Linked DNA regions of Homo sapiens: region 1 is linked to region 2. Evidence: read pairs that join two places in POLR2A ChIA-PET (ENCODE). Cell type or tissue: OCI-LY7. All regions are shown on one strand. Each heading gives the region's core, and the rest is flanking DNA. Links, peaks and the distances in the headings are about the cores only. Region 1 overlaps CCDC47 (coiled-coil domain containing 47). Region 2 overlaps SCN4A (sodium voltage-gated channel alpha subunit 4).

What was found. Peaks named below come from ENCODE experiments on the same cell type or tissue, not always from the same donor. Only the 100,000 strongest peaks of a DNase experiment are listed, where the experiment ranks them.
Region 1: POLR2A ChIA-PET joins it to region 2 with 5 read pairs; 1 of 35 experiments calls an interaction of 5 or more read pairs at or near these places.

What each region holds. Positions count from the first base shown.
Region 1 is chr17:63,746,176-63,751,479 of GRCh38, reverse strand. It overlaps CCDC47 (coiled-coil domain containing 47), which reads left to right. Exons shown (of 13, transcript NM_020198.3): 13 at 4,519-5,304. The coding sequence ends at 4,599. Among named protein-coding and RNA genes, the nearest start is that of STRADA, 7.0 kb to the right of the region's middle. In OCI-LY7, for the core only: a CTCF peak has its summit at 3,871; no DNase peak of the experiment used is centred there; H3K27ac peaks cover 978 bases.
Region 2 is chr17:63,943,656-63,949,009 of GRCh38, reverse strand. It overlaps SCN4A (sodium voltage-gated channel alpha subunit 4), which reads left to right. Exons shown (of 24, transcript NM_000334.4): 16 at 245-399; 17 at 947-1,120; 18 at 1,843-1,965; 19 at 3,372-3,650; 20 at 3,950-4,003; 21 at 4,200-4,337; 22 at 5,160-5,264. Among named protein-coding and RNA genes, the nearest start is that of CD79B, 14 kb to the right of the region's middle. RefSeq lists enhancers at 1-311, 1,949-2,522 and an insulator at 1-3,157. In OCI-LY7, for the core only: CTCF peaks have their summits at 2,047 (motif pointing right), 4,751 and 4,994; DNase peaks (open chromatin) are centred at 2,089, 2,389, 2,685 and 3,079; H3K4me3 peaks cover 2,093 bases; H3K27ac peaks cover 2,170 bases.

The sequences.
Region 1 (5,304 bases), core at 1-5,000, 200 kb after region 2:
TATAGTATGTTATATTTGAAAGCTCGGTATGATCTGATGTGTTTCTGAAATAAGATGCCATAGTCCAGCTCTAAATTTTTTTTTTTTTTTTTTTTTTTTTTTTTTTTTTTTTTTGAGATGGAGTCTCACTCTGTCACCCAGGCTGGAGTGCAATGGCGCAATATTGGCTCAGTGCAGTCTCCGCCTCCCGGGTTCAAGCCATTCTCCTGCCTCAGCCTCCCAAGTAGCTGGGACTACAGGTGTGCGCCACTCAGCTCTAAATTTTAGACCTTGTAAATGCTGGTCAAGAAAGAGAACAAAGGCCAGGTGCAGTGGCTCACGCTTGTAATCCCAGCACTTTGGGAGGCTAAGGCAAGCAGATTGCTTGAGCCCAGGAGTTCAAAACAAGCCTGGGCAACATCATGAGACCTTGTCTCTACTAGTAAAAAAAAAAAAAAATTAGCTGTGCATAGTGGTGCATACCTGTAGTCCCAACTACTTGGGAGACTGAAGTGGAAGGATTACTTGAACCTGGGAGATTGAGGCTGCAGTGAGCTATGATCACACCACTGCACTCTAGCCTGGGCAGCCAAAAAAAAAAGAGGGAGAGGACAGGCCGGGCGTGGTGGCTCACGCCTGTAATCCCAGCACTTTGGGAGGCTGAGGCGGGAGGATCACAAGGTCAGGAGTTCGAGACCAGCCTGACCAACATGCTGAAACCCCGTCTCTACTAAAAACAAACAAAAAAATCAGCTGGGCGTGGTGGCGCGTGCCTGTAATCCCAGCTACTCAGGAGGCTGAGGCAGGAGAATTGCTTGAACCTGAGAGGCAGAGGTTGCAGTGAGCAGGGATCGAGCCACTGCACTCCAGCCTGGGTGACAGAGGGAGACCCTGTCTCAAAAAAAAAAAAGGGAGAGGACAAAGTTCTGAAAGATGTGAATTTTAGTAAGAATAATCTTGAGATAATTGAAGAATATTCTTAGGAGCAAAGGGGTCACGTGTCCAAGAAAATGTGAGCTGCTGTGCGGGCCTGCATTTGACAGCAGTGTCATTAATGCTGTTGAGTGAACTGCCCAGGATACTGCAGGCCTGTCATCATCATCTTACCCCTTTTATCATTTTTTTGTTTTATTTGACTTGGTTTAGTGATAGGTATTTTTCCCCTGAAAATGTAGCTCTGTGTTTATGCAGTCTTCTTTATAAATAAATATGGCTTTTTATGTACATGTGAAGAATCTACAGAGGAATCATTAATAGGTAATGCCTTTCATTTTTCTATAAAAGGAAGTTCTACATTTCTTTCTAAGGTTTGAAACTATAATGAGTTAAAGGAAGAGGGGGCCTGAAACTTAACCTGAGTCAGATTGTAAGCTTCTTGTCGATGTAAATCATTTAATTTTTTTGAACTACCACTTTATAGTATCTGGTCTGGGCACCTTGTAAAAAGATCTGGTGAACTCAATAGAACAACCCACCCAACCCCCTCTACCAGTATATGATATGAAAGCTCCTTTTTTTCTTTTAATTTATTTTTATTTTTATTTTTGAGACAGGGTCTCACTCTGTTGCCCAGGCTAGAGTACAGTGGCAAAATCGTAGCTCGCTGCAGCTTCGAACTCCTGGGCTCAAGCCATCCTCCCGCTTCGGCCTCCCAATATGCTGGGAATACAGGTGTGAGCCACTGTGCCCAGCCAGAGAGCTCCTCTTCACTCACATCTTTTCAAAAACTAGTTATTAATTTTTTTTTTTTTTTGAGACAGAGTCTCGCTCTTTCACCAGGCTGGAGTGCAGTGGCGCGATCTCAGCTCGCTGCAGCCTCCACCTCCCGGGTTCAAGCGATTCTTCTGCCTCAGCCTCCCTAGTAGCTGGGACTACAGGCACATGCCACCATGCTCAGCTAATTTTTGTATTTTTAGTAGAGATGGGGTTTCACCATGTTCAGGATAGTTTCAATCTCTTGACCTCGTGATCCGCCTGCTTCAGCCTCCCAAAGTGCTGGGATTACAGGCGTGAGCCACCGTGCCAGGTCTTTTTTTTTTTTTTTTTTCCTTATTCTGGTAGTGGGGAAATGGTATCCCACTTGTTTTGTTTTGTTTTGTTTTGTTTGAGACATAGTCTTGCTGTGTTGCCCAGGCAGAGTGCAATGGCATGATCTCAGCTTACTGCAACCTCTGCCTCCTGGGTTCAAGCGATTCTCCTGCCTCAGCTGGGATTACAGGTGCCTGCCTCCATGCCCGGCTAATTTTTGTATTTTTTAGTAGAAATGGGGTTTCACCATGTTGGTCAGGCTGGTCTCGAACTCCTGATCTCAGGTGATCCACCCACCTCGGCCTCTCAAAGTGCTGGGATTACAGGCGTGAGCCACTACGCCCAGCTATTTTTTGAATTATTATTTGAAGTTGAACATTTTTCATGTGTATTGACTTAACATAAATATCTCTTAAATGTGCTAGCATAAATATATTTATCTTTTTTTTTTTTTTTTCTTTGAGACAAACTCACTCTGTCGCCCAGGCTGGAATGCAGTGGCACAATCTTGGCTCACTGCAACCTCCGCCTCCCAGGTTCAAGTGATTCTCGTGCCTCAGCCTCCCAAGTAGCTGGGATTACAGGTGCCCGCCACCACACCTGGCTAATTTTTGTATTTTTAGTAGAGATGAGGTTTCACCACATTGGCCAGGCTGATCTTGAACTCCTGATCTCTCAAGTAATCCACCCACCTCAGCCTCCCAAAGTGTAGGCGAGGTTTCACCACATTAGCCAGGCTGGTCTCGAACTCCTGACCTCTCAAGTGGCCCACCAGCCTCAGCCACTGCGCCCGGCCAATATTTCTTATACATGATATTGTATTCTGTGTATCATTAGTTTTACACATGTGTGTAATATGTAATATGGGAGATAGGGATAGATAGTGCTGGGAAAAGAGTGAATGTGGTGAAGGTAGGGGTTGGGACAATGGGAAGAGGACATTGGGATCGAACCTGGGAGGCAGAGGTTGCAGTGAGTCGGGATTGCGCCATTGCACTCCAGCCTGGGGAACAAGAGCGAAACTCCACCTCAAAAAAAAATTGAAAAGAAACCTAAGATAGGCCGGGCGCGGTGGCTCATGCCTATAATCCTAACACTTTGGGAGGCCGAGGCAGGTAGATCACTTGAGGTCAGGAGTTCAACACCAGCCTGGCCAATATGGTGAAACCCCATCTCTACTAAGAATACAAAAATTAGCTGGGCATGATGGCACACACCTGTAATCCCACCTACTCCGGGGGCTGAGGCAGGAGAGTCATCCCAGGCAACAGAGCAAGAATTCTGTCTCAAAAACAAACACAAACAAAAAAAAAAACCTGGCCAGGCACATTGGCTCACGCCTGTAATCCCAGCACGTTGGGAGGCCATAGTCGGTGAATTGCCTGAGGTCAGGAGTTTGAGACCAGCCTGGCCAACATGGTGAAACCCCGTCTCTGCTAAAAATACAAAAATCAGCTGGGTGTGGTGGCACATGCCTGTAATCCCAGCTACTCGGGAGGCTAAGGCAGGAGAATGGCTTGAACCCGGAAGGCAGAGGCTACAATGACCCGAGATTGTGCCACTGCACTCCAGCCTGGGTGACACAGCAAGACCCTATCTCAAAAAAAAATAAAGAAAAAACCTAAGACAGTCAATAGTTCCCAAACCAGGAATTTACAAATCACCCTTTGAAACCTAATTTGTTGCACTATGAAGAACTATATATGCTTTGCACTTCTTCTTTTCTTCCCTATTTTCTCCATCCTGTACCAGTTGAGTATATTTCTGAGCACATTTTTACCCCAGTACCCTAAAAATAAGAAGTTTGAGATTGTAGCTGAAATAAACTTTTAATCAGGTGTGACCACTAGTGGCCAACAGTGAAGTCATACTTTGACTTGACCTCTAAGGCTTCTATCAGTCCACGTAATAATAACCTGAACCTTCTTACTCTTCTATGTAACTTCCTAATTCCTAAATAAAAATATGATAAATTTGATAATTTTTATCACATTTGATAAATATGATGTCTCAAATAGAGCATTATGAATTTAAGTATTATGTGCAGGTATGGTGTCTGTGCTAATAAGAAATTTGCAATGAATAACCTGATGGAACAAGATTCTTAAAATTTATTGAACTGAAGTAGAATGTATCTTCTGGCAGTTATACATTTATGATATAATGCCATCATGAATGGTATGGTGAACATCAGGCTAAGTGTTCCCTGGGTACAGAAAAAAATCAAACCAGAATAACAAAGGCTGGTTAATTATAGTAGTTTCTTTCAAAACTGAGATTTTAGTTTACCTTTGCTTCATTTGAAGTTGATTTAATTTTTATTCACTAATGTAGATATTGGCAATTATTTTTATAACTATCTTCTAGAATGTTATGGTGCAAGCCTAAGTTTTTGAATAATACTATAGGCAGTATTCTAATTTGGATTTTTTTTTAACATATGTTTCAAGCTTAATTTGAATTCTCTCGTCCCCACTCCCTTTCTCTATTTATTACCCCTTCTTTCTCTAGGAGGCTGCATTGAGGCGTGAGCAAAAGAAGTTGGAAAAGAAGCAAATGAAAATGAAACAAATCAAAGTGAAAGCCATGTAAAGCCATCCCAGAGATTTGAGTTCTGATGCCACCTGTAAGCTCTGAATTCACAGGAAACATGAAAAACGCCAGTCCATTTCTCAACCTTAAATTTCAGACAGTCTTGGGCAACTGAGAAATCCTTATTTCATCATCTACTCTGTTTGGGGTTTGGGGTTTTACAGAGATTGAAGATACCTGGAAAGGGCTCTGTTTCAAGAATTTTTTTTTCCAGATAATCAAATTATTTTGATTATTTTATAAAAGGAATGATCTATGAAATCTGTGTAGGTTTTAAATATTTTAAAAATTATAATACAAATCATCAGTGCTTTTAGTACTTCAGTGTTTAAAGAAATACCGTGAAATTTATAGGTAGATAACCAGATTGTTGCTTTTTGTTTAAACCAAGCAGTTGAAATGGCTATAAAGACTGACTCTAAACCAAGATTCTGCAAATAATGATTGGAATTGCACAATAAACATTGCTTGATGTTTTCTTGTATGTCTACATTAAACTTGAGAAAAAGTAAAAATTAGAACACTGTATGTAGTAATGAAATTTCAGGGACCCAGAACATAATGTAGTATATGTTTTTAGGTGGGAGATGCTGATAACAAAATTAATAGGAAGTCTGTAGGCATTAGGATACTGACATGTACATGGAAAATTCTAGGGACAGGAGCATCATTTTTTCCTTACCTGATACCACGAACCAGTGACAA
Region 2 (5,354 bases), core at 355-5,354:
AGGCCTTTCCTCTGCATGCCCATCCCCAGCAGCCATTGACGCATGTTGGATCCAGCTGTGAAGGGAGGTCCTGAGTCCCCCATGTGAGCCAGATGGAGCTGGGTGAGGGAGGAGGTGGGGGCCCTGGGTCTGGGAGCTGGAGAGGGGCATCCTGGGATGCCATGGGAGGGCGCTGACTGTGCACCCCAAGGCAACCCCAGGCCCATGATGTGGTGCCTGTCCCTGTCCCCCCTCACCCCATCAGCCTGCGTGCAGCGCTGGCCCTGCCTCTACGTGGACATCTCCCAGGGCCGTGGGAAGAAGTGGTGGACTCTGCGCAGGGCCTGCTTCAAGATTGTCGAGCACAACTGGTTCGAGACCTTCATTGTCTTCATGATCCTGCTCAGCAGTGGGGCTCTGGTAGGCACTGCCTGGGAGCACGGGTCAGGGGCAGGGGCCAGGCCCACAGCAGGTCCTCTTGGGGCTCCCTGTCTCCACACACAGGAAGGGCCATGCTCTGGTCAGTCCCAAACCCTGAGAATCCTAAAGGAACTCGCTGTGCCTCCGGGATAGGTTATAGGATGTGCTGACTTTCTAACATGGCAGAGGTGCCTCCCTTATTACGTGGGTGCTGACTTTTGTGCACTCTCTGCTGATAAGGAGGCAGGAGACCCCTGGGAACTGGGGGCGCAGGACTGAAGATGTGTCACTGTGGACCTGCCCAGCAGATGATGGCAATTTGCTGTTGTTGGGCTTGGAGAAGGGGGGCTGAGGGATTCTCCCCACTGGGAAACGCTCTCATCCCCATGATGGGTGGTGGGAGTCCAGGAGATGCGGACAGCCTGTCCCTTGGGCTGGGCCCCCACGGCAGACCCCCGGGAACCAGCAGCATAGAGCAGGGCAGGGGACCTGGCTGCCACCCCAGCCTGCTGGACCCCAGCCACCCTGGTGGTGCTGGTGCCCCCAGGCCTTCGAGGACATCTACATTGAGCAGCGGCGAGTCATTCGCACCATCCTAGAATATGCCGACAAGGTCTTCACCTACATCTTCATCATGGAGATGCTGCTCAAATGGGTGGCCTACGGCTTTAAGGTGTACTTCACCAACGCCTGGTGCTGGCTCGACTTCCTCATCGTGGATGTGAGTCCCCCCACGCTGGCCCCGTAGCTACATCCAGAGGCTGTCAGTGTGGCGGGGACCTCAGGAAGCCCACGCCCTGAAGGGCAGGACCTGCCCGAGGCCACCCCCAGAGTCAGACCCTCAATCAGTGCTGCCCTTCTCAGACAGAGCTGCCCAGGGAGGGGTTAGGGACTGGGAGGCCTTCCCTTCTCCTCAGGGAAAGGAGGCCTTGGGGGAAGACAGCAGGCAGGAGGGCTACTTACCATCCCTGCCAATAGGAGTGGAGGAGTTTCTTACTTCATACATTTTATTTATTTATTTTTAAGATGGGATCTTGCTATGTTGCCCAGGCTGGTCTTGAACTCCTGGGCTCAAGCAATCCTCCTACCTTGGCCTCCCAAAGTGCTGGGATTACAGGTGTGAGCCACCATGCCCGGCCAGGAATGGAGGATTTTCTTAGCCTCTTAGATGGGCTCACAGGCCTCCCCGAAGGAGTCGGGTACCATCCCTCCTACTCACAGTCATCCCCAGTTGGTTGATGACATCACTGAGGTGGTGCCAGGCTCCTACAGGTACTGGGACAGGTCCCAGGGCTGCTCTTCCCACCGGACAGGACCACCCACTAGGGAGGGGATCTAAGGGAGACAACCAGGAGCTGTGAGTCCAGGAAGACCCCCGTGGCCTGGGCTTGAGGGGAGGCTGGGGGCCTTGCACGCACTGATCCCCTCACCCCTCCCCTGCAGGTCTCCATCATCAGCTTGGTGGCCAACTGGCTGGGCTACTCGGAGCTGGGACCCATCAAATCCCTGCGGACACTGCGGGCCCTGCGTCCCCTGAGGGCACTGTCCCGATTCGAGGGCATGAGGGTGGGTGCTGAAGGGGCCTCTGGGGTGGGCTGGGGATGGGGGACCGGCCACCTTCACTGCAGGGTGGAGGGTGCATGTCTATACTCCAACCACCACCAGAGGGAAGCAGAGAGCTTGGACCCACGGCCCTGCCTGAGGCCAGGTCTGGCCCCCACCTCCCCTAGCTGTCCTCCCCGCAGGCCATCTTCTGCCTGCCCCATTCCCACTCTCAGCCCCCGATCCAGCCCGCCCTTAGCTTACCTCTGCCACTACTTGAGGGGAGCAGAGACTGCAGAAGCACCCAGGAGGGCCCCACGGCCAGGGAAGAGGAGGAAGGAAGGCAGGTTTATGTGGTGTTTATGGGTGGTTTATGAGTGGGTTTATGGGTGGCCCTCCCCAGCCTCAGACTGAGCCACCCAGGGCTTTGAAACAAGGTGCCTGCACCCTGGCTCTGAGCCTTCCCCTCACCCCCCACTGATGAGCTTGGCGTCACGGTTGGGGCCATGCCCTTGAGCTTGGGGTCAGTTTGGGGAAGATCCACTCAGGCCCTGGAGAGCGGAAGTGGCAGGTAAACACAGGGTTGCGGCGGGGTGGGGGGGGGGGCAAGAAAAATGGGACTTCCCCAGGAAGAGAGATCTGCTGGGAGCAAGACCTGCTCCAGCGGGACAAATTTCTGCAAATCTAGAGGCCATGGCGAGCCCCCCCAAGCGGCCCCTTCCTGTCCCTGCAAGAGGCCAGCCGAATGCTGGGCCCTCTGACCCCCCAGAGCCAGGGAGCCCTCCCGTTGAGGGGAAACAAGCTGCCTGTGGCCATGCAGCTGGTCAGTGCCCCAACCAGGAACAGAGCTCCCCTGGGCACACCAGGCTTGTGCCACCCACTCTAGAGGTCATGAAATGGCTCCTCCTTAAAAAGAGAGGGGTGTCAGATCCAGCCCAGTCTGCAGTGGTCAGGTGGGCTGTGTGACTAGGGCTGGTGGGGATGGGGCTTCTGTCCCAGAGCTCCTGCTGCTTCAAAGACCCTGGTGCCCTCTTTTCTGTGCCTGTGTCTGGGGCTCTGGGGCTGAAAACCCATGAGCAGGGGCTGGGTCACGTGAGCTGAGTTTCCTATGGGGGCTGAGCAAAGAGTGTTTGTCTCCTGCCTGGTGACCTGTGACCAGGCTGCTTCCAGAGAAACCCAGCACCCCTACTCTGGGCTGATGGCTCCAGTCAAGCAGAGAGCCCTCTTGACCACCAGGCCTGCAGCTCCCTCCCCCTCCCCCTTACCACCCCCAACCTGCACACACACAGCCCAGCAGGTCGGCCCTCCTCTAGGAAGCCCTCCCTAATTGACAATGCCCAGCTCTGCCTGGTCCCCTGGGTGGCGTAGAGATGTGGAGCCCTCTCTCAGAGGCTGGGAGAGGCACTGGCAATGGACCCCCTGGCCCCCAGGTGGTGGTGAACGCCCTCCTAGGCGCCATCCCCTCCATCATGAATGTGCTGCTTGTCTGCCTCATCTTCTGGCTGATCTTCAGCATCATGGGTGTCAACCTGTTTGCCGGCAAGTTCTACTACTGCATCAACACCACCACCTCTGAGAGGTTCGACATCTCCGAGGTCAACAACAAGTCTGAGTGCGAGAGCCTCATGCACACAGGCCAGGTCCGCTGGCTCAATGTCAAGGTCAACTACGACAACGTGGGTCTGGGCTACCTCTCCCTCCTGCAGGTGGTGAGTGTGACCCACCACCCCTGCCGGGAACCTGGATGGAGGTGCCCCCCACCCCGGTCCTCTCGTTGTACCCAACCCCAGTGTCACTCCTGGTTAGGGGACCGCCCACCCTGCTTCCAATGCTGTGGGATCCCCAGGCAGTGTCTAGACCTCTCTGGTCTTTATTTGATGCTAGCCCAGTGGGGCTCTGGCAGGCGGCCTCTGGCAGGGGAGGACCAGGTTGGGTGGGGGAGGGAAACTCATGGATGATGAAAGCAGGGAGCAGCCCCCCGGCTCACTCCCCAACCACACTCTCTCAGGCCACCTTCAAGGGTTGGATGGACATCATGTATGCAGCCGTGGACTCCCGGGAGGTGAGTCGGGGTCGCTGAGATGTGGCTGGTGAGCGAGCCAGGGAAGAGGACTCAAGACAGGAGGGAGACTTGGCAGCACGTTCTGTCCCCGAGACTTGGCAGCCCTGGGGGTGGATGGGTCCTGCCCTCAGGGCTGTGGGGGGCAGGGAGAAGCCAGCGTGCAAACCCACGCCGTCCCACCCTGTGGCTCCCACAGAAGGAGGAGCAGCCGCAGTACGAGGTGAACCTCTACATGTACCTCTACTTTGTCATCTTCATCATCTTTGGCTCCTTCTTCACCCTCAACCTCTTCATTGGCGTCATCATTGACAACTTCAACCAGCAGAAGAAGAAGATGAGTATCAGCCCAGCCCCTCGGGCCCTCCCGGTGCTGGGCCTCCCTCCTGCCTCCTTTGTCCACTCTCCATTGCACAAACCCACAAACGCTGCCTGAGCACCTACCAGGTTGTTGGTTCAGGCAGCTAGCTTGGGTCCCAGTCCCACCAGGCCACCTTGAACAAGTGGCTTGGCCTCCATGAACCTCGGTGTCCTTATCTGTAAAATGAGACTGCTGGGCCAGGCACGGTGGCTCATGCTTGTAATCCCAGCACTTTGGGAGGCCGAGGCGGGCGGATCACAAGGTCAGGAGTTCGAGACCACCCTGGCTAACGTGGTAAAACCCTGTCTATACTAAAAATACAAAAAAAATTAAAAAAAGAAATTAGCCAGGCGTGGTGGCAGGCATCTGTAATCCCAGCTACTCAGGAGGCTGAGGCAGGAGAATCGCTTAAACCCAGGAGATGGAGGTTGCAGTGGGCCAAGATCGCGCCACTGCACTCCAGCCTGGTGACAGAGCGAGACTCCATCTCAACAACAAAAAAAAAGACGAGGCTGCTACAACCTGCCTTGTGGGTTACTCTAGGGCTCAGCGAGATGTTGATGAAAAGTAGCCAGAAACAGGCTGCAAGACAGCATTGATCCCCACTCCCCTTCCCTCCCTTCTCCTCGGTCCCGCATTCTCCCCTTGTCCCTCCATCTCTGACCCTCCCGCTTCCTCCAGGCTGATCAACAGGGGCGGGGGCTGCCTTAAAGGTGAGGTGCCCCACTGAGGTGGGGGTGGTCCTGGAGGCAGGAAGGGGAACTGCACCTCAACCTGACAAGCCCTATCCCACTATACTTAGGGGGGAAAGACATCTTTATGACGGAGGAACAGAAGAAATACTATAACGCCATGAAGAAGCTTGGCTCCAAGAAGCCTCAGAAGCCAATTCCCCGGCCCCAGGTACAGACCTCTGGGCCCCCTGTCCTGTGTGTGCTGCCAGGCTCCTGCCTAGGGGACTGATGGGGGTAAAAGGTTTCCTGCCTTCCACCC